Regions from separate parts of the Mus musculus genome. Here region 1 is linked to region 2. A link is a loop called in an ENCODE intact Hi-C map of the cell type or tissue named here. Cell type or tissue: heart. All regions are shown on one strand. Each heading gives the region's core, and the rest is flanking DNA. Links, peaks and the distances in the headings are about the cores only.

Evidence for each region. Hi-C counts contacts between places; a loop is a spot of excess contacts. Peaks named below come from ENCODE experiments on the same cell type or tissue, not always from the same donor. Only the 100,000 strongest peaks of a DNase experiment are listed, where the experiment ranks them.
Region 1: it touches region 2 in a loop (2.8-fold over the local background); 7 of 42 quality-filtered maps call a loop at or near these places.

What each region holds. Positions count from the first base shown.
Region 1 is chr7:16,517,286-16,532,515 of GRCm38, reverse strand. The region is part of intron 3 of Arhgap35 (Rho GTPase activating protein 35); the gene reads left to right. Among named protein-coding and RNA genes, the nearest start is that of Npas1, 48 kb to the right of the region's middle. In heart, for the core only: no CTCF peak of the experiment used is centred there; DNase peaks (open chromatin) are centred at 6,855 and 8,035.
Region 2 is chr7:16,608,108-16,623,337 of GRCm38, reverse strand. Arhgap35 (Rho GTPase activating protein 35) reads left to right here and starts at 8,345. Exons shown (of 7, transcript NM_172739.4): 1 at 8,345-8,866. It overlaps Gm29443 (predicted gene 29443), which reads right to left and starts at 9,514. Exons shown (of 3, transcript NR_136928.1): 1 at 9,386-9,514; 2 at 191-293. In heart, for the core only: a CTCF peak has its summit at 6,072 (motif pointing right); DNase peaks (open chromatin) are centred at 8,027, 8,697 and 9,777; H3K4me3 peaks cover 2,723 bases; H3K27ac peaks cover 2,542 bases.

The DNA of each region.
Region 1 (15,230 bases), core at 5,560-10,559, 91 kb after region 2:
TTTTAAAACGGGGTGTAGGTATGTGTGTTTCTGAGTGAGCATGTGGATGAATGTGCAACATACTTGTGAAGGCCCCATGGCCTTAAATTGTAAGGATAGCAGTACACAGATTTTGTTATCCTTGTTAAACAAGGTTGTTCTTTTTTTGTTTTGTTTTGTTTTGTTTTGTTTTATTTTTGAGATAGAGTTTCTCTGTATAGCCCTGGCTGTTCTGGAACTCACTCTGTAGACTAGGCTGGCCTCGAACTCAGAAATCCGCCTGCCTCTGCCTCCCAAGTGCTGGGATTAAAGGCGTGTGCCACCACCACTCGGCGACATGATGCATTTGTATGACGCATTTTGTTTGCTTTGCAGTGTTTGAGACAATGTCTCATTAATATCTCAAGTTCTCCAGTGTTAGGACTGCAGGTCTCTTCCTCCAATCCTGTCTTGTATATAAGCCACTCCCTCCTTTCCTCTGCATATTCCTTCTTTGTGTGTATCGGGTTATTTAATCAGCTGGCTGCTGAAAGGTGTGTGTTCGTCTCATGTTATTACAGGTCACACTGCAAGCTTGCATCCTTTGTCTTTCAATGAGGTTTCCTTCCCACCTTCCCTTGCCTCCTAGGTAAGCCAAAAGCATCCTATTAAGCTACTTTTGTTGTTGTTGTTGTTGTTGTTGTTGTTGTTGTTGTTACATTTACTTAAGTATATGTGAGTGAACCTTCACATGGGAAAGTCAGAGGACATCTTGTAAGAATCCATTTTCTCCTTCCTTGTGGATTTTGAGTTATCAGGTTCAGTAGCAAGTTTCCTTACCAACTGAGTCATCTCACTTTTGTTTTGATACCTATATGTGTGTGTATATGTATGTATAAAGATTTAAAAAAAAAAAAACTTAGACCAAGGCAGTGGTTCTCAACCTGTAGGTCACAGCCCCTTTTGGAATTGACCAACCCTTTCACAGAGATCACATATTAAATACCCTCATATCAAATATTTACATTACAATCCATAACAGCAAAATTACAGTTAGAAAGTAGCAATGAAATGTTATGTTTGGAGTCACCACAGCATGAGGAACTGTATTAAAGGGTTGCAGTATTAGGAAGGTTGAGAACCATTAAGCTAAGTGAAAGAAGGAAATAATATGCTCTGTATTTTTTACTTACATTAACTTAGTTATATATGTGGATACATATGTATACCATAGTGTGTATGTGGAGGTCAGGAGACACCTTTCGGGGATCCAGTCTCTTCCACCATGTGGGACCCAGGGATCAAACTCAATTTACTAATTCATGTAGCAGGCACTTTTACCCACAGAGCAATCTCATCAGTCCTGATACTCTACTTATTAAGTGCCATTGTGTATCCTACCATATCACCATTAGGTGAGATTATTATATATTTAGTTTTTAGTTTGTTTTGTGAACCTGTGACTATGGCAGAGACTCCTAGATAACCCAGATAAACTGAGTGTGCACCAATGGTGTCAAGCTCCCACTGACCCTCTGTAGTATTCGCTCAATGGAGCAGACTCAGTTCAGCAGAACAAGCACTGGGGCTGTGTTAGAGAAGGAGTCTCTACCTGGTTGTGTTTGGTTCTGTTTCAAGCAGTGTGGCAGTCTCTTCAGAAGACAGAAATGAGCATGTGCCAACATGTACTGAGTACAAACCAGAGCCACAGAGACTTGGAGAAGACAACAACCTTAGCTAGGCATGAGGGCACACATCTGTGATCCCAGTACTCCAAGGGAACATTGTGACAAGTTCTGGGGCAGCTTCTCAAAATGCAAAGCATAAATCAAATATACTTCATCCTCCTTCATATGTACTTTTAGCTGTCATAATATTACCTCTAGATGGCCTTCCAGTACATCTTTTTAACAATTACTATAAAGAATGGTAAATCTCTATTTTTATTTTTTAATCTTTGTGTATGGGTGTTTTGCATACATGTATATATCTGTACACCATTTGTATTCCTGGTGCCCACGGTTGCCAGAGAGGGTATCAGGTCACCTGGAACTGGAATCACAGATCTTTGCAAGGTGCTGGGAATTGAATCTCTAAGTCCTCTAGAAGAACATCCAGCACACTTAACCATTCAGCCATCTCACCAGCCCCTTTGAATAATAAAACTTGGTTCTGTGTTGTTTTTCTTGTAGTATTGTGGGGTGTGTGTGTGTGTGTGTGTGTGTGTGTGTGTATTTTGAGACATGGTCTCCATAAAATCCCTGGCTGGCCTGGAACTCATTATGTTGATCAGGTTAGCCTAGAACTCATAGGGATCCACCTGCCTCCACCTCCTGAGTGCTCAAGTTAAAGGCATGCACAACCTTTGACATGAGTAGTAAATCTTTAATATTGAGTCATTTCTAGCCAGTGAGATCACTCAACCAATAAAGGCACTTGCTGCCAAGGCTGACTCCCATAGTTCCACCTTCAAGACCCACATGGTAGAAGGAGAGAGCCGACTCCTCAAAGTTTTCCTCCAAACACATATGTATTATGCCATGTACACACACATGTGCGTGTACACACAAATACAAACTTAATAAAGATTATGAAGTAACACAAGTATTTTCTAAGATTTGTCTTATCTCACTGCTGTTACTTTCTTTTTATATCAAAATCATAGCTCCTAAATTTTTATTTTAAAATGTGCTATAAAATTATTTTCAACTCAATTTCCATTCCCTTATCCCCCCCACTCCACCCTACCCCCCCCCCCAAACATTTTGTGTCTTCATGGTGTTTCATTCTTACAGTCTTAAAATAGCAACTAATAACCTGTTGTTCATTGGTTTCTGTTTGGTGCTGGGGGTTAAAAACTAAATAGGGTGACACATAACACCCTGAGGGACACCACCTAGGAGAATCTTAGGTCAAAAGTGTGCTTGCCTCTTCCTTTGAGGTGGATTCTCATGTAGCCCAGGCTGGCATTGAGCATGACACGCTCTAGAGAATGATCATCTGCTGCCATTTATATGGAGCCAAGGATTGGCCCTGGGGTCTCATGCATAGGTGAATTCAGTACCAGCTGAGTCATGTCTCCAGCCCTCCTATTACATCTTTCAGCAGTACTTTAATGTGTGATTTCCCTTTTTTCACAAAGCATCTATGCAGTCTGGGAATGGGTTTGTTTATGCAGTCTGGGAATTGGTTTGTTTAGTGTATTTTAAACATTTCATGAAGGTGTGTTCTTGTTTCTGTTTCTCAATAAGGCATTAGCTCTGCAGCCAGGTTGGCCTCAAACTCAGGATCCCCCAACTTGGCCTCCTAAGTGCTGAGATTACAGGCAGACTCTACCATCTCTCAGTGTGTTCTTGCTGTTTTTGTGCTATTTTCCTTGTCTCACATGTTTTTAGTTATCTTACTTTTCTTTGTAAGGGTAATAAGTTTAATAGTCCATCTGAAAATGCATCCTGTTGAGTTCAAACAAGGTGTTGCCAATGCAGAGAATATCATAAGGCCAGCCTTCAATGAAGAGGTGACTGTTGAGAGCATTAGAGAGGAGCTGGTGTTGAATGTTTACCCAGTGTCCAAGCACCTGCAGACCTTCCATGATAGGAATGTCAGGAAGGAAATAGGCATGTCTAGGTGGATGCTTGCCTAGAGGGAAGTTCCATTCTCTGACAGAAGGAGGGAACATCTTTCAAGAAAGAAGGGTAGACTGGTACAAAGCAGGAGATGTACTGCTGTTATCCTTTGAAGGTCAGCCTGCAGCACCTGGGGTTCCTCAGGGCTTTACAGACTCTTCCTTAGGTTCCTTGGAGTCTTAGAAAGGTCATACATCAGGATGCTGCGGCTTGTACTCTTATTAAAGGTCTATTAAAGATTTCCTTGGGAAAGAGATTGGTCTTTTTCCTCTCGCTTTCCCATCATTTCTATTGAGAAGATAGGTTTTGAAAAGGTGTTGTTGCCGGGCAGTTGTGGCGCACGCCTTTAATCCCAGCACTTGGGAGGCAGAGGCAGGCGGATTTCTGAGTTCGAGGCCAGCCTGGTCTACAGAGTGAGTTCCAGGACAGCCAGGGCTACACAGAGAAACCCTGTCTCGAAAAACCAAAAAAAAAGAAAACAAGCAAGCAAGAAAGAAAAGGTGTTGGTGTTGGTGTTTTGAGGGGATATTCTGTGGAAGAAGTTGCTGTCCTGCCTTAGGTTGATTTACCTAGGGAATGATTCCAACAGCTGTCAACTCTTGTCAGTGAGTTCTGCTGTCTTCCTGTTCCTTCCTGAGTCTGGTCCCTGCCTCCAGCTTAGTCTCATTCTCTCCCTGACTTACTAGCATAACATCTTAGTGAGTGCTTTCTCATCTTGCCAGCTGCTTATCCACAGTACTGAGTTGTCTTTGTAAAGCCAGTGGAGCCCATATCAACTTCCCCTGTTAGTGTTCTCCATCATCCTGGACAAAGGTGAATGCTGTTGCATACAGAGTCTGGTGTTGTCTAGCCTTGCCTCTTGATGTTTTCTTCATTCACCCCAAACTTCAGATCATGATCAGAACTGCTACCATTCCTCAAAAATCCTCCCTGGAACCCTTCTCTGGCTTGTCCTCCAAGCCAGAGCCCAACTGAACCGTCTGTCTGTCTGTGTGCCCTGCACCTTTCTCTACAAGCACTCTATGCACTGGACCCTGATTGTTTGCTTCCTCAATAGACCCTTAGTTCCTCAAGGGAAGACACTGGGTCTTCAGCATTGTTTCTTTCAAGCCAAGTGCACAAGACTCTAGTAAATGGTTATAAATGAATGAATAGTGTAAAACCCTCAAAAGACCCCATCCCTCAAAAGCTCCATTTAGCCATGGAAATGTGGAATGTGTACATAGAAAAGGAGAAGTGCATATAATACTAAGGTCCTAAACAAGCTTTCAGTATCTGAGTGGGAACAAATGCCCTATGTCTTTGGTATGGGGATAAGGGAAGAATGCATGTGATTTCTAGGTGCCAGCCAGCTCCTTCATCCTCAGGGTTAGGTTTGTCCTCAGGCAGTGCTCCATTTTTGTTTCATACAAGTTTAGTTCCTTGTTCCATCTTTGAATGCTACAACGTGTTGCTGCTGTGGTGCTATCTTTGGAGTTTAATTAAGCATTTGATATATGGGGTCCCCAGTGTAGTGCAGAGCAAGATTAGGGGATGGCAGATTTTCAGACCCCTGCCACTTTTCATTTGGAAAACTACAATTACATATATTTTACCTTGGGATGTTTTCAGTTAAGTGTATTGGGTGAATTCTGGAGATCTGAACCTGAAATTCACCATGGAGATTTCATGCTGTATACACTTAACAGCATGTTTATATCCTTCATCAGGTGTTTCCCCTCCAGAGGCACTGTCCATATTAGCTCCTTTTCTCATTACTGCAACAAAAGCAATTTAAGGAGGAAAAGGCTTATTTTGGCTCCCAGTTTGAAGGCATAGTGAGGAATATAGCTGCTTTCATTGTGTCCAGGGATAACACTCAGCTTGCCTTTTCCGTTTTCCTCTGTCAGCCACGTTCACAGTGGTTCTTTCCAACCTCAGTTAAGCCTGTCTGGAAGCATCTTCACAGATGCACCCTGAGACCTGTTGTCTAGGTGATGGTAAACCCAGTCAAGCTGGCAATGGAGATGAACCATCATACTGTCTGTCCAAAGTATTTGTGACATACCTACCAAAGATCCTTGCCTTCAAAGGTGAAAGGGCATAGTGTTATATCAGTAAAGCCCCAGCGGAGGGTTCAGGGTGACTGAGCCTGTGAATTGTAGTTTGTTCTTCACAGCTCTCTGATAGCCTAGTGGAGTCCCAATCACCTGATGTGGGCCCCAAGTTACTACAGCCAGCCTCTGTGGTGCTGAGTCCTATCCCTAAGCTCCATCCTTCTAAATACATGGTGACTAAGTATACTGACAACAAGCATGGGTAGTAGGGACCAGTAGCTATTTGAGCAAAGTACCAAATTCACCCTTGGCTTTACATCTCACATCTCACCTCCGTGTAAAAGAATCAAATCGAGTATCTGTACCTCTCATCTGTCAGTGTTGGAGTTTAGGTTAGCTTCAGTTTATCTCCCCCTCAGTAGCACACTCCTGCACTGCGTTTCACATGATCTTGAGAAATAGCTGTCCAGCATTAGGGAGCACTTGAGAATGTGATGCACTATTCAGAAAAGACCAACCCAGTTCTTCCTGGAACTAATTTTTTTTTTTTTTCCAAAAAATTCCACCAAGCTGTTAAAAGGAAAATAGCTGCTAAGAGTTCGGACATGCAAATATTTTCAGCTCTATAACTAACCAAGCAATCTATAGTGTCACCGTGATGGGGGACAGCAGGACAAAAGGCCAACTAATGCCTGAACTGACTCCTCCCAGCTGTTGGTGAACTCCCAGATTGCCTAATCCAGTTGGGAAAGCACTTTATTTGGACCTAGCACACAGCACAGTGTCTTTGGTGAACAAGGTGCCAGTGCAGCATCTGCAGGCAACATGGCCAGAGTAGCTCTGAGCAAGTTCCTCCACTCCTCTAGGTGCCCATTTCCTTGACTGTTGCATGAGACAAAATAGCACCTATGGGTGTTCAAGGGACAGCACAGCCAGGTGCTGATTTGGAGTTCGCCTGCCAGACTCTGGGTTTCCTAATTCTCATTCTGTTCTTCCTCCCATCCCTGGGAGCTGTCACTTCCACTGCCATGGTAGGAAAACCAGGTCCAGAAAGAGACCAGGCCTAGGACTCAAATCCAGAGCCATTGTCTTCCTAGCATCCAATGATTGGTATTTTCAAGAAGCCAGAAGAAACACATCAGGTAGAGCCCTGGAGCCTTACAGGCAAGTGGAATTGGGCCAGATAGCATTGGAGTTTGTTCCCGGCATCCCAGCCCCTCTGTGCTTGAGGGCCTGCCTCCTGCAGATGTCAGCACCACTCTGACAACATGACATCATCCAGCATGCACTTCCAGTTCTGACTCTACCTTTCAGAGTTAGCAGGAAATTTCCAGAGCATTTAGAAGCTGTGTATCAGGCACGTGTTAGAGTGCCCTGCCGAGCTCTACCTTGGAGTTGGGCTTCTTCCAATCCAAGGGGACCCACAAGGAGGCTAGAGGCCATAACCTTGTGCTGAAAAGTGCACGGAGAAGGACCTGATCCTCATCAACATAGTCTTTTTCCTTGAAGACTAGCTTCATCATACATTAGCTAATCTCCTATGAGCTGGGCAGTGTTAACCTCAAAGGCACACTAGTCCCTTTTTACAATAAAAATCAAAAATCCCAGAGTTCTTTGGACACTGGCTGCCCACAGCAACATTGCAGACCTTCCTTCTGTGCCGTGATTGTGTCTTGGACTAGACAGAGCTCGCTCTAACCCAGGAAGGCTACACACCTCACTGGGTGCAACAGAGCTATTTGGGAGAGCCTCAAGATGAGCTGCTTGAAGCCACTGGGCTTGTGCTCTGGAGTTGCTTCTCATGGGACTCCTTGCCTAAGAGATGCCTCCAGGTATACTGCATCCTAGAGTAGGTAAGTCCAAGACTGGACACAACCAGCAGACCCACTGCAAATGATCACCTCCCAAGTACCCTTTCCATTGCTGTTAAGATACTAGAATATAAGGTGTGTAATTTCATAAAATGTAGTTGGAGGGGTCTGTATGACTTAATATCACCTCCAGTTCTAAGGTTTTTTTTTTTAATTAGGTATTTTCCTCGTTTACATTTTCAATGCTATCCCAAAGGTCCCCCATACCCACCCCCCCATAAGGTGCTTTTTTTTGTATACCTTCGCATACACATCCCTTAACACCCTCCTGCTTCCTTGTAAGTGAAGCAAGCACAAGTCACTTGCATTCCAAAAAGTCCTCACTGCCACATAGCCAGGTGGTCATCTTGCCAGCTCTTTCATGATCCAGATAAATGGAATTCATTTAGCTCGTAGCTTTGCCATGCTAAAGGATTTCCTCGGGACCAGGTGCCCTGCATGATCAGAACAGCATGCCCTGGCATGCTGCCTGAAGAGCCCAGCAGCCAAAGAGAAGTCAAGCATGTTTCACCAAGTAACCCTGCCTTCCATCCAAGACAGAAATAGTCTGGGTGTCAGCCCAAGTCCCCAGCATAGTTTCAACAGGCCATTCTGCCTAGCTGTCTTGGCTGCCCCAGCCCCCTGTGTGTTGGGAACACACAGACTGGCTGCCCTGCCCTAAGTGAACAGATAGTGGATCTTTTGACATGCAAGAAAAGCAGGGTCATGACAACAGCCGCCTGACCTAGGAGAGTGTCTTCTTTATATACCTGGCTGCCTGTCCCATCTAGCCTAAGACCTGTTAGTATCTGTCTATCCTTCATTCTCATCCCTCCATCTTACTGTAGTAGATCATCACATTTCCGACTTCAGGTTTCCAGACTCCAAGGGGTCGGTGTCTTGGTGGTAGTAGTGGGATAATGCTGGCAGGTGCTGCCACCCTACGTTCCTGAGTGCACCACTCTTAAAAGCAAGGCTCAATGCTGATACTCTTGTGGGCAATATAGGCAAAACAGCCCCAACATGGAGTTCCTGTAGTTTCCCCACTTTTCAGATACAGATCTGAGGTGAGGCTGTGGGCAATTGGGAGGGCAGGCAGGTCACTCAGCATCACTGATCAAAACCAAGAAACCTTGTCCGCAACAAGCCCTGGACTACCCTTTGGAGTCGGTTATTATGTCTTAAGACCCACATAGGTTAACTAGGAAGGGTGAGTGTATCCAAGAGGCCATGAATTTGGCTAAGCCCTGAAAGCAGTGCCACCTGTTGTGGGATATCTCAGACACAAAGAAGAATGCACACTATGGAAACAGCTAGACCAGGCATAATATCCCAGCAGTGAGCACCTATTAGTGCTGCATTAGGGTAATAGCTATTCTAAACACAGGATCAAACACAAACCACTCTGCTAAGATAGGGCCTGAACCTTCATTACCCAGAGAATGGGATTCAGCACATTGACCCTCAACACCCTGTATCATGTTTGGTGAAGTGATGGCACTGCACAGCTGCACATTTACATTCTGCAAAAGTTGCAGCAGTGGCAGACTGTGAGCATGTGTCCTGAAGGAAAAGCTACTGTGGTGCCCAGATACATCATAGATTATGTGAATGGGTTATGCCATGCCTTCTGAAGCCTCTGGGAAAGTCCACTGGATTGCTTGCTGTCCATCCTGTCTGGGTAGAGTGTTTTAACATTGCTAACAGTACCAGTTACTTTAAAAAAAAAAAAAAAAAAGCTAAAGTGCTGATTTTTTACATCCAAATATAGAAAGTAAAAGCATAAGCAGCTCCAGGTTTGCCTTGGAAGAAGTATTGATTCACTGCTAAAAGGGAAATCAGAGGAACAGGGTGGTGGTTACACAGAAACAGTGGTGCAGCCTGCTGGCCTTAGAGAAGGACTTTTTGGTCAAAAAGTCTGCCAGTGTGAAGAGAAAAGCTCATTTGAATATTAAAATTTGCTCAGATGGGCTGGTGAGATGGCTCAGGGGTTAAGAGCACTGACTGCTCTTCCAAAGGTCCTGAGTTCAAATCCCAGCAACTACATGGTGGCTCACAACCATCTGTAACGAAATCGGATGCCTCTTCTGGAATGTCTGAAGACAGCTACAGTATACTTACATATAATAAATAAATAAATATTTTTTAAAATTTTTGCTCAGAAAGCTGGGCTTGGTGGCACTTGCCCTTAATTTCAGCACTCAGGAAGTAGAGGTATGTGGATCTCTGTGAGTTCTATGCTAGCCAAGGCTATGTAGAAAAAAAAACATGTCTCTGGGATTGGGGAAAATGTCCAAGAGCCAGTTCTCCTCCTCAGTTTTCAGGCTTCTGTGAGACATTGTGCCCCCAGCCTCTCCAGGGATCTGGATGGTTGAAGAGTAAAAATGAGCCATTCATAGTGAGACTAGTTCTGACCAATACTAAAGGCTCTGCAAAGTAACTTGCCTGTCATGTGCACACTTAGTAAGCTCATGTCACACTTGGTCATAGTCAAGAGGACAAAAAACAATAGTAAATTCTCTAAGAAGTTGATCTGGCTTTTGTCTGTTTTGGAGGGTGAGCAGTGGTTGAGACAGGGTCTCACTGTGTAGATTACCATACCCAGTTTGTTTGCCCACTCTTTGTCTCCTCCCTTCCCCGCCCTCCCTCCTTTCCTTCTTTCCTTCCTTCCTTCCTTTTTTTAGTTTTTTATTTTTATCTTTTTATTAATATCATATATGACCATGGTTAAAAATTCAGTAGCAGCTAAGGGCTTGTTTACATAGAAAAAGCAATGGTGGGTGGCCAGAGAGAATGCTTAAATGGTGGTTGGAGTAAGCTTTTTTTTTTTTTTTCCTAGATGACCTAGATTTGTTTCCAGCACCCACATTGGTAGCTCAGACCTATTCATAACTAGAGCTCCAGGGGATCCAACACCTGACCTCAGGTCACCTACACTCAAGTGCATATATACAATTTAATAATTTTTTTAGAGCAGTCACAAAATTCCTCAACAACATATCTGCCTAAAAGCATCTTTTTGTTTTGTGTGTATTGTATGAGTTTTATTGGTACTCAAGAAATTTAGGTAGAAGAGAGACCTAAACTTAGGTAGTAGAGAGGCCACTTTCTAGAGCCACATTTGAAAATGTATTGTTCCTCTCCGAAGCAAACCAGAATGCTGTAGCCTGTTTTATACAAGCTCCCTCCCCTCCCCCCCCCCTTTTTAAGGTTTATTTATTTTATGCATGTGAGTACACTGTGGCTGTTTCAGACACACCAGAAGAGAGTATCAGATCCCATTACAGATGGTTGTGAGCCACCATGTGGTTCCCGGGAATTGAACTCAGGACCTCTGGAAGAGTAGCCAGCGCTCTTAACCACTGAACCATCTCTCCAGCCCCCTCCCCTGCTCTTAATGCTGGCTTCATTTTTAAAAAAACAACAACTGCAGAGTGTTCACAAAATACCCAATCAAAAATGGTAAAAGCTAGTGGGTCAATGAAGACCATGTCTGTGGAAGCTCTCCCTCTACCTTTCATGTGCACTGTGTCCATTAACTTCAGCATTCTTATCGCTACAGTAGAACTGAAGGCAGCCTGCCTTATGGAGCTACTGTGAAGGCTCCACTACAGAAGCATAGCCAGCACTGTGCACCTGGGCCTCATTCTGAGCACACAGCTCATTATCATGATATTGTTGGGTACCACCTCCCTGGGTCAGATACTAATCTTAAACAGCATCCCATACAGATGGTTATCCACTAACAAGGGAAATAAAAAGTTCTGGATCATTCTTTAAATGACATCCATGGCTATTAGTAGTTATTTTATGTATTGAGAGAATATTTGCCATCCTGTAATTTCTATTCTTAGTCATGCTCTGCTCCCTAGAGCCATTGAAACAAGACTATTCTAGATGACAGTTGTTCAGATATTTGAAATAATGACATTGACTACTCTCTTTTCTTTTTTTCTGTGTGTGTGTGTGTGTGTGTGTGTGTGTGTACACTTGCCTATGCAGTGTGTGTGTGTGTGTGTGTGTGTGTGTGTGTGTACACTTGCCTATGCAGAGACCAGAGGTTAATAATCAGGCATCTTTCTCTCATTGGCTGTTCTTACTTTCTAAGACCAGATCTCACTGAATCTGAAACTTGTTGTTATAGCTAGATTGGCTACGCAGATCCACCTCTCTCCAGCCCCCAGAGAAGATATTTGAAACCAGAAGGGCTATTTAAAAGATGGAAGGCTTCTTGTTGAAGTATGCTTTAATAAAGAAGGGTTCTTTGGAGACTTAATGGTAGGCAGGGTGCCTCAATCTCTGGTAAATTGACATAGTGCATATCAGCCACTACTAGTAAGTCTGCTGGCAGGTGTGAACTAGTCACCCTAGAATTTTCTTTCTGTGTTTGTGATGACCCTGGCATGCCCTACTGGATTCTGGTGTATCTATGTGGGACTCTGCTTGAGCCCCCAGCCTATTCTCTGTATGATCTCAGGCCCAAGTCAAATGGTCTTGCTCTACTATACAGTATCCTGGTCTCCACCCATTTGCCAGCCCACTGGTCACTTTTAGCCGTCATGATAGGCACAGTCAGCTCTTGGTGCTGTTTGTTTTTAATTGATTGTAAGTGGTAGTTGTAATAAATTGTGCTTGCTAGGCTAATGATACCTTTCCTAAATTATGCCATGGTGTTGGGTACAACAGCAACAGGATTGCTATTTTAAAATGAGGTTTGGTAAAACAAACAGGCAGGCTGCTTACAGGAACTGCTGAGCTGATGATTAATTGATGTTCTGGAGCTGGCCCTTGCTCTCAGATGTACTGTTCCTGTGATAATCCTGTAGGGAGGCCACAGCCCACACCCTACTTCATTTCCAGATAGAAGACGTGTAGTTTCTTTTCTGCCGCCTTGTGCAGAGGGTAGTGATGCCTGGCTTAAGCTGGCTGTTGGCTCTTTCACAGTATCAAGAGTGCCTTTCCATTCTGGAACACAGTACTTCATCATATTGCCATGTTAAAGAGGCTGATACTTAGGGACATGAAAGAGAGCTTAGATCATGGTTTCAGATTAGATTATGAAAACTGGAAGCTGCTGATACATACCTGTGGCTTGTTAACATATGTCCAGTTCCTGCTAAATAGGTAGAAAGTTTAAATGTGTCTAAGATCATTTTCTTAAGTCATTGAGGAATGAGACCATGGTGAAATTATTAAAGCCAGCGTAATGACGCTTGCCTGTAATCCTGATGAGGGGGAAGCAGAAAAATCACCATGAATTCAGGGCCAGCGTGGGCTACATAACAAGACCGATGTCGTCTTTGAGGAGGCCATTGTTGTCATCATTATTGGCATTATTGTATTAAAAAAGCTGGAGATGTAGCTCTCAATTGGTCGGGATTTACCTAGCACTTAGGAGAAATAGAGTCAAGGCAAGGAGCAATGAGTAGATCGTTGGCAACAGTAGAAAAAACAGTATCTCCAAAGTTACATGGGGAACTAGAGAGATGGCTCAGCAGTTAAGAGCACTGCAGCTTTTGCAAGAAGACTTGCATTTGGTTCCAAGCAGCCATATGGTGCCTCACAACTGTTTATAGTATGGTTATAGGGGCTCCAACACCCTCTTCTGGCCTTACTTACATGCATGCAAACAAAGCACACAAACACATGATGTGAATACATTTTTAAAAAATTTAAAAAGCATGCCAGGTGTGGTGGTGCACACCTTTAATCCCATAATTCAGGAGACAGATGCATGTGGATCACAGCCAGGGCTACAGAGAAACCTTGTCTCCAAAAAAAAAAAAAAAAAAGAACCCAAGTTTGATTCTGAGCGCTCACATCCTATGGCTCACAACCACCTGAAACTCCCACCAACCTCAGGTTCAGAAGACCTCATGCTTCTGGCCTGGGAGGGCAGCTATATTCACATGCACAGCATACACACAGACATAAAAAATTTTTGTTTAGTTTTTTGTTTTGAGACAGGGTCACTATGTAGCCCTAGCTGGGCTCACTATATAGACCAGGCTAGCCTCAAACTCAAAAATCCACCTGCCTCTGCCTTCCAGTAGTAGTTGGGATTAAAGATGTGTGTCCCCGACCTGGTTCCTACACATCATTTAAATTTTAAATTAAGGTGGTTTTTTGGTGGGTGGGTATGGGTATGTGGGTTTATTTTTTCCAAGACAGGGTTTCTTTGTGTAGCCCTGACTATCTCTGGAACTTACTCTGCAGACGGAGCTGGCCTTAAATTGAGAGATCTGTCTGTCTCTGCTTCTCAAGTGAGTGCTGGAATTAAAGGTATGCGCCAGTACCACCTAGAAGATTTAAGTTTGGGGTTTTGTTTTGTTTAAAGAAAAACAAAACAGACCATCCATTTTCCTGAGGAGACTGCACCTGGACCCCAGTTGGTACATGAGCTTGGAGCAGCATTAAGTCCAATTTGGTAGCTGCCAGGGAAGAGCTGTGCCGCCAAATAAACACTCAAGACTACCCTACCCACTGTCCATGTGAAGAATAAACATCATCATGTTTCACTGACTCACAAGTGATGAGGGGGATACACTGGGACCCCAGCAGGCAGAGGATAGCATGGCCAGAGGCATGATGGCTCCTCTATGGCCAGGTGCTGCTGTTGAGTTTGGTGCTACTTAATTCTATAGGGTCAAAGGTCTCTATGGGCATTAAGCTTTTTAGAAGGGGAGCTGGGGACTTCTGATACATATTTGTCATTAGTCCAGGGTTCTAGAACACATAAGCCTGTGGGGCCGTGGGTGTAGGAGAAACGGGAGAGAACCTGTGTCCCGCCAAAGTTCCGGTGCTCTAGATGTGGGAGGACTGCCACACGCTTTCCATGGGCCCCGGGTGGGTGTCTGGCTGAGGGAAGCCTCGGCGGGAGTGGGAGTGGGGGTGGGGGACAGGGGACAGTCCTAGGGCATCCCACGCTGGATACCGCAAAAGAGCTGGGCCCTGGGCGGCTCAGTCAGCACCAGGCCGAAGGGAGGAGAAGGCAGGGGGAGAGGGCACTTGATGGTTCCCACACAGGTGTGAGAGTGTGAGAGTCCTTGGTCCGTGGCTGCAGCATAGGAAGGCCTTCTGATGGGAGGTTAGAGGTGGCTTGTTAGGGGAAAGCCTATCCCATCGTTCAAGCACGGCGGGTCTTGATGAGCAGAGACAGTCTATGGTTTTAGAGCTTTATTGTAGAAAGGCAGGGAGAAGGAGAAAAGGTAGAAGGAAGGACAGAGAGGCTGGCCATAGCCACGTGGAGAGAGGGGAGAAGGGAGAGAGAGAGAAGGAGGGCTAGAGAGTAAGAAAGGTGAGGCCTAAAGAGAGCAAGGAAGGGCCAAGCAGCCCCTCTTATAGTTGGCTGGGCTATCTTGCTGTTGTCAGGTAACTGTGGGGGTGAAGTCTAGCCAGAATGCCAGAAGCTTGGGACTTTGTATGACTAGTCGATAGTCATAGAATTATGGAGTTGGAGGCTCTGTGGTGTCAGGCACCTGGCTCTGGGGACATGGCTCGATTTTCCGTCTCATGTAGAGTTCTGTACTGGGTCACCAGAGCAAGCCCCATTCAACCAAAATAGGCTGCCTTTCACAGTCCCACATAGACCAAGGGGTTTTAGTCACCCAGTGGCCTCTCCAGAGGCAGCAGTGAATGCTGACAAGTGTTGAAGTGCCTGGCTCTCAGAAGTGCCTGTTGTCTGGGACGTGCAGTCTCTCCCCCACAACCTCTATCCCCTCGAATCCTCAGTACCTTTCTGCTAACTAACTAGCACTGCT
Region 2 (15,230 bases), core at 5,013-10,012:
GTGAAAAATGACTTTGAACTTTTGACCTTCCTGCCAGTAACTCCTAAGGGTCAAGATTAGAGGTGTGGCCCACCAGGACTTCAGGCATGGTAGGCGAGCATTCTATCAAGAAAGTTAGGTCCCCAGCCCTAAAAGTCTTCAATGACTTTGTAAGGGCACATTAATTAGAGCTGAGCATGGTGGTACATGCCTGTAATCCCAGCACGAGGGAGACGGAGTCGAGACAACCAAAGTACAAAGTACAGCTCCATAGTGACTTCAAGCCTGTCCATTCTGAGACTCTTCTCAAGACCCTAAAACAAAACAATGAGTGAGGCAAGTAAGAGAGCTTATCTAGAGAAAGTGCTAGCCACACAAGCCCAGGGACCCGAGTTCAATTCCTGGAACCCCTTCAACAAGGAAACAATTGACTTCCAAGTTGTCCTCTGGCATCTACAGGCATGCCATGGCACCCACCTACACGGACACTTACCTTGAAAGAAGTCAGTTGGAGCACCCATTCTGTAAAACTCCCTTGGGAAGATATATCAAACTTGCTCTTTGAACAGTAACTTCATTCATTAACTTATTCATCGATGTTTCATTGTTTTTTGTAATAGCATCTCATTGCACAGAATGAGCTAACATAGATCTCTCTTCTGTCAAGGATTTAAGTGCATGCGTCTTTTGTTTGCATGTACGTACGTATGTGCACCGTGTACAGTCCTGGCCAGAGGAGGGTATTGGATTCCCTGGAATTGGAGTTAGGGATGGTTGTAAGCCACCATGTAAGTGCTGGGGTGTGGGGCCACCAGACAGAACTGGTAAGGTTGGTGCAGGTTCAAAATCCCCGGTAAATCTCATAATTGAAAATGGCATGCGTTGGAACCAGCTACTGGCCAGGTGCTGCTGTAGTGCCAGGGAAATGTACGTGATCCCCAAAGAACAGATAGGAGCCGATCTGATGGAATCACAGTAGGGCCTTCTTACTTCATTTGAGCTAGCTCCGGCCCCTCGGTGCCCTGCTGTCATGGAGGACGGTTTTTGGTGATGAGGAGCTCCAAGCATCTATCCGGACAAGGCTTTATAGTAAGTAGCAAGGGCTGGGGTGGGCCAGTGAGATAAGTGTGTAAGCATCTAATTGAGAAGTTACTGTGGCCTTTAACATAATTGGCTGGTGCTGGGAGTCATATGATAAATTTAATTTCTGCTTTCCTCTGTTTTCTTGGTCATTAGACAGGGGGCAGGCTTGTAACCTGGGGGTGCTGGTTCGTTGAGGAAATAACCTGGAGATGCTGATCTTGTTGGAGGTTAGCCTAGAGACTCAAGCTAAGCTCGGGTTGTTGGGGGTAACTTGAAAACTAATGCTAGGTACCGGCCTGTTAGTTTGCCCGAGTTTAAACTTAGGCCAGGTTCTCTAAAATGGGAGTCTGAACTTGAAAGATTTGGTCTCTCACTACCTGTCCTGGAACATGAAACCACCACACCCCACCGAGAGGGCCGTGACAATCAGTCACTTAGGGACAACACCTGAAGTCCTTCCCCATGCAAATAAAGCATTCCTAACACCTCAGACTGAGCCAAGGGATCTACCCCTGGATCCCACTCTATCCCCAAATGCTTATTTATAACATCCCTATCAAAATGGTCCCTATCAACATGGAATAAAGTGCATACGTTATTTCACCAAGAATCACCCGAGGGTGGCTGTTTTATTGCGCTGTAACACTCTAGGTAAGAGTTTTTTCTCCCAAAGCATTCATTGCTGGACCTCAGCTCCACTCAGCAGGCCAGGCTTGCTCCACTGGCTGCTGTTTGCTGTTTTAGTGGCTTAGTGGCTCTGGCTCCAGCTTCTGGCTGTCCACAGCAGCTCGTCTGGTTGTCCACAGCTGCCACTAGCACTGAGGCTGCCACAATAATGAAACAGAGCTGGCTGCCTGCCCTGCCTAGGTTTCCCCTCGGAGAGCTGTACTTCTTTGGCCGTTCAGGTCATTCCAGAGCGCCTCGGAACCTTTCCTTCTGGCCTGGCTAGAGATCCTTGTCTTCATTCCATGCATCCTGTCTTCCTGGAGCACCACTGGCATTCCAGCAGCCAGGCAGGCATGCAGCCCGACACTGAGGCCTGAACTCAGGTTCTCTGCCAAAAGCAACAAGTGCTCTAAGACCAAGGAGGCATATCTCTAACCCCTGGTCTGACGAATCTCTTAATCCTGCCTCAGCCTCCTATCCGCTGGAATTATAGGCTTTTATTTTTATATGTGGCAAAGATGATACACTCTTAACAAGAATCTGGCAGCATGACCATGAGAACCAATGTTCTATCCTAACACAGAGTATCAGGGTTGGATCTCACAAACACTTAAGACTCAGAAGGCTGAACTTGTATGACAAAACATTTCCTGGGGAGAGGCAACACACACATCTATCCACCCCACATAGGGATTCATGGGAGACCAAAGTATAGATATACCAAAGTCCAACTTAATGAACCATGAATTTTATTGAAATTACTTACAGGACTATAGGTGAGAGGTTACTTTCAGGAGCAGAAATTTATCATCAAAGCCCACCCCAGCATGGGTGACAGGTCACAAAAGCTGAGACCCTAAAGCACACTGCACAACCTGCAGGCTGCTCAATACATTGGTCTAAACCTCTTCCAAGCACCTCTGCTGGATCCTGCCTCTCCTAGACAGCTGGTCTCTCTCAGTCTTCTTTTAGTACTCTGGGAGAGAGAGACCTAGTGAATCCGGTCAGTTTCAGGGACTTCCTGAAGCTATTTTGTTTCCATTCAGAATGAAATGTTTCAAACTCTGAGGAAACTGCTATACAACAGAGTTATGTGTGAGAGTATTTACAGGCGGATCCATTTACATTTAGTACTTGTGGTGGTTAGAATGAAAATGCCCCCCATAAACCTAAAGGGAATAGCACTACTAGGAGGTGTGGCCTTGTTGGAGTTGGTGTGTCACTGGGGCTGGGCTTAGAGGTCCCTAAAAGCCCAAGCTGGACCCACTGTTTCTCTCTCCCTGCTGTCTGTTGATCCAGATGTAAAACTCTCCAGCATCATGTCTGCCTGCACATCCTTATGTTTCCCACCATGATGGCAATGGACTAAACTTCTGACCTGTAAGCCAGCCCCAACTAAACGTTTTCTTCTTTATGTTGGATGATGATGGCACACACCTTAAATTCCAACAGGCAAAGGCAGGAGGATTTCTGAATTCAAGGCCAGTGTCTGATCTATGGAATGAGTTCTAGGATAGCCAGAGGTACACAATAAAACCCTATCTTAAACAAACAAACAAACAAACAAAGTTTTTATAAGAGTTGCCATGGTGATTAGCATAAGAGTTCTCTCTTAAGAGGCATCTGAGAGATGATCTCACACTGTTCTGTTATTTACAGGCTAGGATGGCTGGACATGTACACCCGTAATCCCACTACTTGAGAGCTTAAGGCAGGAGGATCAGGAGCTGAAGGCCAGTGTTGGCTGCATAGTGAGTCTGAGGTAGCCTTTGCTACAAAATACTCCATCTCAAACAAAATAAAGCTGGGTGGCCAAAACCTGTTAACTCCAGCATCAGCAGAGGCTGAAGCAGGAAGACTGAAAATTCAAGCCTGAAAGAACTGTATAGACTGACCAGCCTAAACAACTTGGTAAAATTCTGCCTGGGGGCGGGGGTGGGGGTGGGGGTGGGGGTGGGGTGGGGGGAGGGACACAAAACAAAAACCTCTCTCATTGGTAGAGAGCTTGCCTTTTACCTGTCCCGCACCAAAAGCAAACAGGCAAACAAGCTGAGATCTGTGCTTTACTCAAATTTACATGAAATTTATTTCATTTTCCCTGCTCTCTTTTGCTTTCTGAGGCAGGATTTCTCTGTTTCCTGTGCTGCCTTTGAGTACCCAGACTATTGCAAGTCAAAGATCAATCTGGCCGCGAATTCTCCCAGTCCTCCTGCCTCTCCCTCTTAAGTGCTGGGATTATGCTAATTTTACAAATTTATAGAAATAGGTTCATCGTGAATCCTTCCAACAAAATTTGGCGTACTGTACACTAGATGTCTTGAGTCCTTCCTGGAGAGCTGTGATTCTGCTGTGATTGCGAGCACCCCTGGCTTCTTGTCCCTTCCTCATCATAGGCTGCCTTTCTGGCCAGTGGAGGAAGGAAGATCATCACTGGCAGTATTCTCCCGCAGCTTTAGCGAGAACCGGCTTTCTCGGCTCCGCGGGTAGACGGCGCTGTAGGATCATCGACCTCTTGGTCAGGATCAGCCCTGGTTCCGACCCTCTCTTTAATTCTCCGGAATAGGGACTGAATACGTCCGAGCATCGCCAATTTTTATGCAAAACTTTTGTGGTCGTGTCAATCCCCCCGCCGCCACCATCCATTTCTGCAATTCGCGTCCAGACCTGAAGCGCGTTTGGTTCCTAGCATTCTGGTGGAAGTGACCTCCAGCTACTCGGGCCTCCAGGGCTATGCTTGGGAAATCTTGATAGAGATCCAACCCAGCAGCCCGGCAGCCCGTTCTTGTCTCTGTCAGCTAATTGTTTAGTCGGATGTTTGTTTATCCTGGAGTGAAGGGGGGCCGGGTGCGCGGGGGTGGCTGCCCCAAGGGAAGCCTGCTTCCTGTCGTTGGCTTACTCAGCTACCATTCGCCTACTTAAGTCCTGGAAAGAATTGCAGAGCTGGGAAGGCCTTGCCGGATGGTGCCTTCACCCAACAACAACAACCAAACACTTCCTGAGCCCTCTCCCTTGTGCTTAGACCTGTTGGTGACATCTATGGTGATTGTGGGAGTGCTAGATCTGCGCTCTTAAGCGATAGGAAAGAATTAAGAGATAGGAATAGCCAGGCTGCGGTTGCAAATGCCTTTTATTCTAGAACTCTAGAGGCAGAGACAGGCAAATCCTCCTCTCTCTCCTCCCCGCCCCTCTCTCTGTGATACCCAGGTTCTTTGGGATACTAGAGGGGCCAGCTCCCTGACCCAGCTTGAGAGACATCTGAAAGCACAAGAGTGAGCAGACAAGGACTTTGCCTTTTTGACTACCATTAGATTGAATGCCAGCTATTCTTTTTGTTTCCTATTTAATTACTCATTAACATCTACTTATATTTGGCCTTTTCTTGTTGTTCTTCCTATTATTATTATTGGTGAAACCAGAGTCCATGTAGCCTGTGCTGGCTTGGAACTAACAATGTAGCCAAGGTTGATCTTGATCTTCCTATCCTCCTGCCTCTACCTCCAAAGGGCTGTTATTACAGGATTCCCACTGTGTGTCATCACACCCCATTTATGTGGTGCTGGTGACTGAATCCAGGACAGGCTAGATAGGCACTCTAGGAGCTGAACTACAACCCTTGCCCAGTGTTCTCATCTGTGAAGCTCCAGGATCCGGCTATTCTGAGAGAGTGACTTCAACCTGAGAAGAAAAGGTGGCAGACTTCAAAAAGGAAAAACCTGAGGTCAAAGTGAGATACTGTCTGTTCACATATTTCCCAAGAGTGGATTTGGTAGGGTTTTGTTTTTATTTTATGTGAATGAGGTGTTTGCCTGCCTATATATCTGTGTACCACATTTGTGCTTGGTGCCAGTGGAGGCTAAGAGGGCATCAGAGCCTCTGGAATTGTAGTTACAGATGATTGTGAGCCACCACGTGGGTGCTAGATATCAAACTCGGGTCCTTTGGAAGGGCATCGGTGCTCTTAAGCACCACGGCATTCCTCTGCCTTGGAAGGGTATTATAGTTTTCTGGACTCTGTTGTGGTAATACATGCACTCATGTGAGAATGGGATTCCTTTTCTATCCAAAAGAGTTAGTCCAACAAAGGTCCATTTTTCTTAAAATTTTCCTCTTTCCCTTTACCTAGTTGATCAGCCAGCCAATCGAGTCAAATTGAGAATTCGAGTTCCCATCAATGGGATAAGACAAAGTTGCTACCTCCATCAATAATAAAAGACAAAAGCCATCTCAGCCATGTATGTTCAATAGTTGAGTTTGGGTTTTGATACGCACACACAGACACATTTTTCTTGAAATTTATTTTTACAGACATGGGTGTTTTTGCTCGCATGCCTGTGCAGTTTCTGGGGAGACCAGGAGAGGGCATCATTTTCCCTGGAACTGGAATTTCAGGCAGTTGTGAGCTGGAATATAACCTGAGTCTTTGAAGAACTGCCAGTGGTCTTAACCTCTGATCCATCTTTACACCTCCCTGCAAACACTGAGTTTGCAAACCAATAATAATAGTAATAATGATAAACTGTCTGGTTGAGTTATTTTTGCTTTGTTCTTGTGTTCTTTTGTGCAACTCCAACATCATTCTTTTCCAACACTCAGGAAGCAGAGGCAGACACAGTCACACATTCAATTCCAATCTAAGCTACATAGTAAATTCCAGGGCAGCCAGGATAGCTAGTGAGAAAAATGTTAATGGAAATTATCTTTAGCCAGGCATGGTGGCAAATGCCTTTAATCCCAACACTTGGAAGGGAGAGGCAGATCTCTCTGAGTTCAAGCCCAGCCTGGCCTACAAAGCAAGTTCCAGGACAGCCAGGGCTACACAGAGAAACCCTGTCTCAAAAAACAGAAAACAAAATTAACTTTAGTTTACTCCAGACACTCTGTGCTTAGGATGGAACCGAATGCCTTGTGTATTTATGCAAGCATTCTACCAATGACTTCTGTCCTCAGCCCCAAGTAATGATCTTTATAGATGGGAGAGGAACCCACTTTTAACTGTTGATCTCTTCAGCCCACACCACAAGAACCTGCCCTCCTAACAAACTTTAATGAGAGGCTTCATTTGTTGGGGTGTTTTAAAATTTGAGCACATGTAAACTTTTTTTTCAGAATATGAAAATTCATTACTGTGTTTCCACTGTAAAATTTTATGATATTGATTTTTCCTTCTTGCCTTTGTAGAGAGCCAAAAGAGACATACATACTGGCTGCCTTAACCACCTTAAAGCAGACTCCAGGAATATCACCCACAGCATGACCTTTTTGACTTCATGAAGTTCTGGCTGCTGGATTTGGTCGAGCCCATGTAATTTTATTTAGCAATGCTTACTGCGTACTCAATACGTGTAGGTCACTCCTTTACACCCCACCCTCATTTAGAGACACAGTAGTTCCCTCTTAACTCCCCTGTTGCTTTCTGATGTTTCAGTTACCGGTGGCTAGGAGGGTCACATCCACATTTCTCTTATTACAGCGTAATATATATTCATCGTTTTTCTATTGTTGTGGGTAATCCTCTGCTAAGAGTAATCCATCAGCTATTATAGATATTAATGTATAAGGGAGATCGCCCATATTTTACTGGGTTCTAGTAGTTCGAGGATTCCCACCATGAATCGTGGCCATAGGGCCTATTATACCTCATTCGATTCTCCAAGCGACCCTTTGGAGTTCAGTATTGTTATCCCACTTTACAGATGAAAAGCCTGGAAAGAAGTGCAAGGCTGGATCGGAAACACGTGCTTCCTTCAGGCATTCCACACTCTGTGAGGCGCCGGGAAAGCCTGTCTTTCACAATCCATCCTTCCGGAGGGCTCCCAGAGGAATACAGAGTTAGAGGGGAGCCCTCTTACATCACCATTCCCCCTGCAAGCACCCAAAGTGACATGTGGTTTGCTGTCATTTGCCCGATGCTGACTTGGGAGACTAGGGCTGCAATGCAGGGCCTGTCCTTCCTCTGCCCGAGACCAAGCACTGGGAGAAATCACCAGTAACTTGTATCAACGCGCCTGGCCCACAGGTTTTTCTTCAGCGCCCGGGAAAGAGCACGTGCCCCCTGTCCCCGCCCACTCTTTTGGGCTGGCCAACGGCGAGCCTGGGTTGGGCTGTGAAGGACCACGCCCCCTTCCCTCGCCCAATTGGTTCACTCGCTGGGTACGCTCCCTCCTTCACAGCCCCGCCTCGCCACCCCACGTTACGTCTGTCCCCCCAACCCCCTCCGTTATCCCGAAGCTGCGGCTCCAGGAGGCGAACCCACCTCCCTCTGCCTTCCATTGGTTAGTGAGGTCCCGCGCGAGCGGGATGGAGCCCTAAGTCCCCGCCCTCACGAGCCGGGCCAAGCCTCTCAGAGATGGCTTTCTCTTGGAGCCGGCGCGGTGTGGGGAGGGGCGGCGGGTACTGCAGCCTGGAACGCGCGACGCCGTGCGCGCCCCCCTTGCGGGCTCCTCCCTCCCTTCGGTGGCTTCGCAGGCTGCAGCCGTCTCTGCGCACGCGCACTCAGCCCACCCCGCGCCCTCCTGTGCCAGTTCGCGGGTGTCCGTCCTCGCGCTGTGTAAATCTGGCGCCGCAGCCGCTGAGGTAGCGGCGTTTTCCTCAGGCGCGCACGCGCACTCGCGCCCTCGGTGTCCGCGCGTGCCTGTCCTCCCGGCCTACGGTCCTCGCGGTGCGCTCGGCCCACAGGGCCGTTATCCACTTCCCAACCCCAGCCCCAGCATCTCTCGCCCCTCAGAAACGCACGCGCACTTGCGAGAGGGTCTCCAGTACGCGCACGGCCGCGGCGGCCGCAGGAAGGAGGCGACAACGCCGCTGCCGCCGCCGCCGCCGCCGCCGCCATTGCGCGGGAGGGAGGGAACGAGCGAGCGAGCGAGGCTGGTCCGCCCTCCCCCTGGTTCCCGCCCCTCCCCCCTTCCCCTCCCCGCCCCCCGCCCCGAGGGAGAGCCGCGGCGCGGCGGGAGGAGGAGGTGGAGGAGGCGGAGGAGGGAGCCCGCGAGGGAGGGTCCGCCCGGCCCCCCGCCGCCGGAGCCGCCACCGCCGCCTCAGCCGCCTCAGGAACGAGTCGCTAGGGGAACATGGCGCCGGGCCCGCCGTCGCTGCGGCTGGGATCGCGGAGGCCGGGGCCGCGCTGAGTGCGCCCCCGAGACTGGTAAGTGTCTCGTAGCTGGCGGAGGGGAATGTGGGGACGGGCGAGGCGCCGGGCGCCGCCCCGCTGCGGGATCCAAGGGTGGGGGGAAAGGCGGGGACCGCGGGGCCCGGAGCCCGCGAACAATGGAGGAGCCGGAGGGGGAGGGGTGGGAGCGCCCCCCCCAGCGCCCCGCGGTCCCCGCGTCCCGGCCGCTGCATGCCCGGGCCCGGCCCGCGCGGCCCGCCTTGCCCTTCCTATTCGCTAGTGTCCCCGCAGCCCTGCAATCCCGGCGTCTGCCTCCACACACGCCCCACCAAACCCGGTGAAGGATCTCGGTGTCTCTCAGCCTCCACTCGAGATACCCGACTCCCAATTCTGAGCCGTCTTCTTTCCCACTTCCTCCCCCACCCCGACCCCCAGTCATACCTACTTCGCCACCTCCTGGAGTCGGCTGTGCTCCTGGGACAGTCTACCTCCTCATTGACCCCTCAGTATCCCCTCTGACGCTCACTTTGAATATCCGTGGCCCTTCTACCTTACCTGTTTTCTGCTAGCATCACTTTTGGGAGGAAATCCCCATTCTCCTTCTTTGGCCTATTTACTGTTATTATCCCTGCGGTAGAACATCTTGCATCCCCAGGAGCTGTCCCTTTAGGACCTGCGGTTCCACCTCCGTGGAGATCCGTATTGGTCTGTTGATACAGGCACTGCTCTACTGCCCTCCCGGTCTTGGCTTTGGACATAATTCCTCCTTGTATTTGGGCCCAACTGCCCCATATTTTGCCGGGTCGCAACACTGAACCTTCTGCACCTCCTAGGATGTCCCTAAGCTCCTTCTCCTACGGTTCTCAGATTCTGATGCGCCTTGCTCGCTTCCTTCCCTTCTCAGTGCTTGCTCCCATTTTGCCATTCAGACCCTGTCCTCTTTTCCAGACCCTTCTGCCTGCCAACTCTGCCCCTGTGCAGGCGCTCTGATCTTGCATGCACTCCCCTGTGGTGCCTGGCTTTTTGCCCTCTTCTTTTTACCCCCTTTTCTGTCCCTTAGGGTGTCTCATTTTTGCCATTTCCTTTAGCAGACCTCTGCCCTAACCCTGACTACTCAGTTGTACTCTCTCTGCACCTCTATTCTCGTTGAGTTTCCTCTCTTTCCCACCTTTATTTCAATGCCCCTCTGCTCTGCTTCATTCATTTGCTCTCTCTCCCCACAAACCCATCACCAGTAAGTTCATCTACACCTAGGACTTGCTGCCTATGTCTTCCTTGCTCCTGGTGTTTCTCTGCACTTTAGATGACTCTGACCCTGATCCTTCACACGCTGCCCATTCTGCCCTTTTCTTCTACCGGCTTTTCCCCTTCATTCTCTTTATTTGGTGCTCTTTCCTCTCTTTTGGAGCTGTCCATTTGTCTACATAGTTTTGAATCGTCTTGAACTTTACTGTTGCTGTCCCTGTCAAAGTGATCATCTTCAACACCAGTCTCCTTGTGTTCTATGTTTGGTCCTTCTTAATTCTAAGTCCTCCATCCCCCCCATTCAGCCTTTCACTGGATTTTTTTTTTGTTCATTCTCCGATCCTGTCTTGTTCTGCCTCCACCTCCTTTTAAGTCCTTTTCCTTAGTTCTAACCTGAAGGTATCATTCCTTTCTTATTATCCCCGTCTCCCCTTTCTTGGAGTCTACAAATTCTTGTTTAGATGTTCATTTTCTTTTGATACCCGTTTCTCAGTTCCTTTCCTCTTTTGCTTCTTGCCTTTCTCCCTCGTGGCTTTCTGCCTTTTTCCTCAACCCTGTCAGGCTCCCTTTCTAATACTTAACTCACATCACACCTGCTTCTCAGGGTTTCCCACCCACCACCAACAAGTTCTCCATTGAGGACACCCCTGTCCTATACATCTCTCAGCATTTTCCAGGATAGACTGAGCCGAGGTACTCTAGGCACTGATCCAGGCTGCAGATTCTCTGTGAGTCCTGAGTGTTTTGAATTTTATCCTCCAAAGTCCTCCTGAGATCTGTTACAGAGGTAGGGATTGATTGGTTGCAGCTCTCTGCAGTCTTGGGAGTGTCTCCCCATTTTTCTGACTCTCATCAAGGTTAGTGATGGTGGATAGGATTCATCTATTGCCCCATTTATGTTCTCTTTGCTCCCTCTCTGGGCCTCACAGCTTTGTGCCCTTGGGAAAGGGGACTGCAGCTGCTCCTGACTCTTTATTCTTCTCATTTCCCTCCTTGCCTCTCTGAGCAGTTGTAGCGAGTTGTAGGCTCTACACTCTTCCACCTCCACACCACACACCAGTATGCCCCTACCCTCCCCCCAGAAGCATTCATGAGTTTGTATTTTTTTGTTTATTTTTGGTTTTTCATCAGCTGAAAAGTCATATTCTTGTTTTACTCCAGGCCAAGGAAATTTGAGTTCTCAAGTTTTGCATGTCCCAGGGGTTGCTGAGGCCACATTTGGTGTTTACGGGCTCTAGTCTTCAGAAGCTGTAGTCTTGCCTTCTTGGTTAATGCTGTGATCTTTGGGGGTTGGGTTAGACCCAGTGGGTTTCTTCCTTTTGCACCTATGCCCCCTGGAAGGCTTTAGCTTCCTGGTCTTCAAAATGGTGATAGCCTGGGTTTGGAAAGCATTTTGTGGTGGTTGTTGAAAGGAAGAGTGCCAAGTGTCACTCAGATTTCTGCCCTCTAGTATAGCCAGCACTCCCAGCCATAGGAGCCCAGTGCGCCTGTGCAGGGAACCACTGGTGAGTTCTGACAGCCCCCAGACTTTATAAGGGGCCTGGTTGGGTAGAGTTGGAGAGGGCTGCCAAGAACTGGCTGATAGAAGTGCATTTGGGATTGTTGTCTGTGAACTGTGCTTTTCTTACCTTTTCTAACCCTGTGTTTCTTAAGTTCCTTTAATGATTTTGTGGTGGGGGTTCAGGAAATTAATCCAGAAGTAGAGGTAGCTTTTTACAAAAGAGCTATCTGATCATATTGTTCTTTACCCTGGGAGGGGAGGACCTTTGGTGTATTGTAGGTTTATTCTGTTTCTTGAGTTAATCTAAATCAAAAGCCTTTTGTTGTTGTTGTTGTTGTTGTTGTTGTTGTTGTTGTTATCGTGGTTTTCTTCCTTATGGCCTCGGGCAATTGCATATTAAGACAGCTATTCAGCTGTGAAGGCACATTTACTGGAAGGACTTTCTTTCTTAACTGAGCTATGATCAGACTGTTTATTTCAGCACCTGCTTAGAAATAGTTCTGTGTGAACACATTCGAAATAAAAAGTCTTCTCTGTCAGCTACAGAATTAGATCATTGACTCATCCAATGTTAGGGTATTTGTATACAAGAACATGGGGGGACTGTGCGTAATGGATCTGTGTGCCTCTCCTAGCTTTATAGGACTGTAGGTTTTCTGGGTTCTGGTCCTGTTTCTTTCCTTTCAGTTCTGTGTTGTGTGGTTGGAAGTTGGTGTCTTGAACATTGTTGCTAGGCTTGTTCTGCCACTGAGCTATAGGACTTTAAGCTTTGAGAAGAACAGTGGGGATTTTGATGCTGTGTGACACTTTGGTTTGTTTCTAATGGTGTTTCTTTGGTCTCATGTCACAATTTCCAGTATTTATTTTAGAGTTTGTGTTCTCCAAGTCAGTACAAATAGTTGTCTTATTTTTTCATTCTTATTTGGAGCTGACACCTACTTAAGAACAGGAACAACTGTGTGCTCGGCACCACTACAACGTGTGTTTCCAGAGTCTTCCCGACACTGGCAGCCTAAAAAGTTCTGCATCAAAACTGAGTTCACATAATAGGAAGAGGAGTGACAGAAAGAACAAAGAGCTGTTTTTCCTTCTAAGCTGGGAACTAATGTTTCAGGACTGTCAGACTTCTCTGATGGTAGTGAAGGCTCCACTCCCAGAATTGACATTTGCTTTCGTGATGGAATTGGGTGCTACAGAAATGTGAGGTGGTAGCCTTGGCCTTATGGGGCAGTTCCTTTGCCAGTTGGGGCGGAGTGTGAAGCAAGTGATGGCAGCAGATGACTTTTTTCAGTGCACTAGCATGTCTGTAAGGGCTCTTAGCCTGTCTAGATTTTTAGAACTAGCCCAATAAGAGTCCTTTCTTAGCCTCCTCCTTCCCCCTTTAAAACTAACCTTTCTTTGTGCTCATGTCTCCTTTTCCTTGCCCATCGCCTTCTTTTTTTTAATTGTCTTGATGATGCCTCAGGACAAATAAGTCAGAAACTCTCATTCTTCATACCAGACAGATCGGTGAAGGTATCTGGCCCGAATAGTGAGTGACTTTTGGAAAAGGACACTTGGAAAGTGTTTAGGTTGCATAGTTAGTGCCAGGTTGTAGCCTCATGCCTGTGTATGTGGACAGTCTTCCTGAGACAATACAGCAGATTAGATCATTATAGCTAGAGGTGGGCAAGATAACCTTGGTCTGATGTGGTCTCTTGAAAGGTGTTGATCCTCTTGCAGGCTGTTGTGATTTTGTAGGACTGTCGTTTGCTACCAGGCAATCTAGACAGTGTCATTTGTTCATTTACTTTTATTTTTTCGAGACAGGCTCTCACAAAGCCCAGGCAGGTCTCTATCTGGATATATACCTGAGGGTAGCTTTTGAGTCATCTCTCTGCTTCTGTCTCCAAAATTCTTGAATTGCAGGTATGCACTATCACATCTGGTGTAATTTATCCAATCCATGTGACTTTTGATCAATCATTTACTTCACTTATTTAAATTATCTACCTCTCACAAACCCCAAAGATTATTTGCTTGTATATGGAAGGTGACTAGCAGAAATAGCATGTTGGGCCCTGGAGTTTTGTAGTCTAGTCTAGAATATCAGTGCAGTCTTTGCAGGTGGGAAAGTAAAAGGCTTGCCTGGGGTCACATGGCAGGCTTCTGCTTCAAGATCATTAGACACAAGAGCAGGGCCTGCCTTCTGTCAAGGCCATATCTTAATTAATTAGGATTGGGGACAGCTTGCTTTTCCACTGGGTTGGATATCCCTGTCTGAAGACTGAAGTCCAACCCTGATGGTAGACTCTATTCAGTAGAACAAACTGTGTTGGAAGAGCTGTGGCCTAGTGCTCAGTACCTGGGGCTGTGCTAGGATCCCCCTCTTGTCCTTGTCATGTACTAAAACAGAATTGAGATCCGGCTTTTCCTGGGCTTACCTTTGTGGATACTTTTTTTCAATGGAAAGTAAATACTACCACTTTCTAAGCCATTCATATGGAAATTAGTTTATAACATGGGGGGGGGGGGTGTCTCCAGATTGTACTAGCTACATAACTCAGCTTACACCTCTTTTATAAAATGGTAGGGAATTTTTCAAGCTGAGTCATTGTTGACCTAGGCTCTCAAATAGCAATGGTCTGAATAGTACTTAAATTGCTGGTATTAAGAAGTGCAAACAAATCATTCATGTTCATCTTCCCAAAAGTTTATTTCTATTTAACTTTTAATACAATATTTTATCAGACTTTATCTACAAAGAATTCTTGAAAATAAATGGGCCCCTGTCAATGTGACTTTCATTTATTGACATTCTGATATTGAACACCACTGAGCTTAGAGGAGAACTGGGTCTGTTCAGCCATGAAGCATCATTACAAGAATGTAATATTTGTTTTTGCTGGAAATAACCAACTTGCCTAACTCCTTCACCTTACCTTATGAATGGAGTGATGCAGTGTTACAGACTCTGCAGGAGTTGTGGCTTGTGTGTGTTCTCTTCCTTGGGGCTGCCCTCTTCCCGGCCACTGTAGTGAAATTGAGCCATTGACAGAAAGCTTCCCATGCAGTAAAGAAATATTGACAAAGCCAAGCATAGTGGCACACACTAGTAAACTTGGTGCCTGAGAAGTGGAGGGAGGAGGAGATGATGTTCAGGGAAATCCTACTACTTACTGAGTTCAAGGCCAGCCTGGGCTACAAGAGATCCTGTCTCAAAAACGCACCCCCCCCCCCCCAACCAAACCAACTAGAAAACAATGTTAAGGAAACTCCTATCATGACTTATCAGCTATGTGATTTGGGAAAATTGTTGCAGAATGAAGGGATTATATCAGATGGCTCCTGCTCTGCCATATTGTGTAGCCAACAAATTGAGAAATTTGGGCATTTCTGTTCCAGATTTGTCAAATCCAGACTTCACAAAATTAGGTAAAAGTTTGTCTAACAGAAAGAAGTTTGGCCAAGTATTGACTGCCTCTCTCCATGGTTTTTTAGGAGACAGAAAGGTAAAGTCCCTCTTGAGTGAGTCTTCAGTGCTGGGGAGGTACCAGGAACACATGATACTGGGCATGAGCTCCATTCCTGACTCACAGCCTCAGCCAAAATGTTCTCTTGAGAATATTCTTAGGCAACTGGAAATGTAGAGAGAGACTATTGCCATAATTTGTT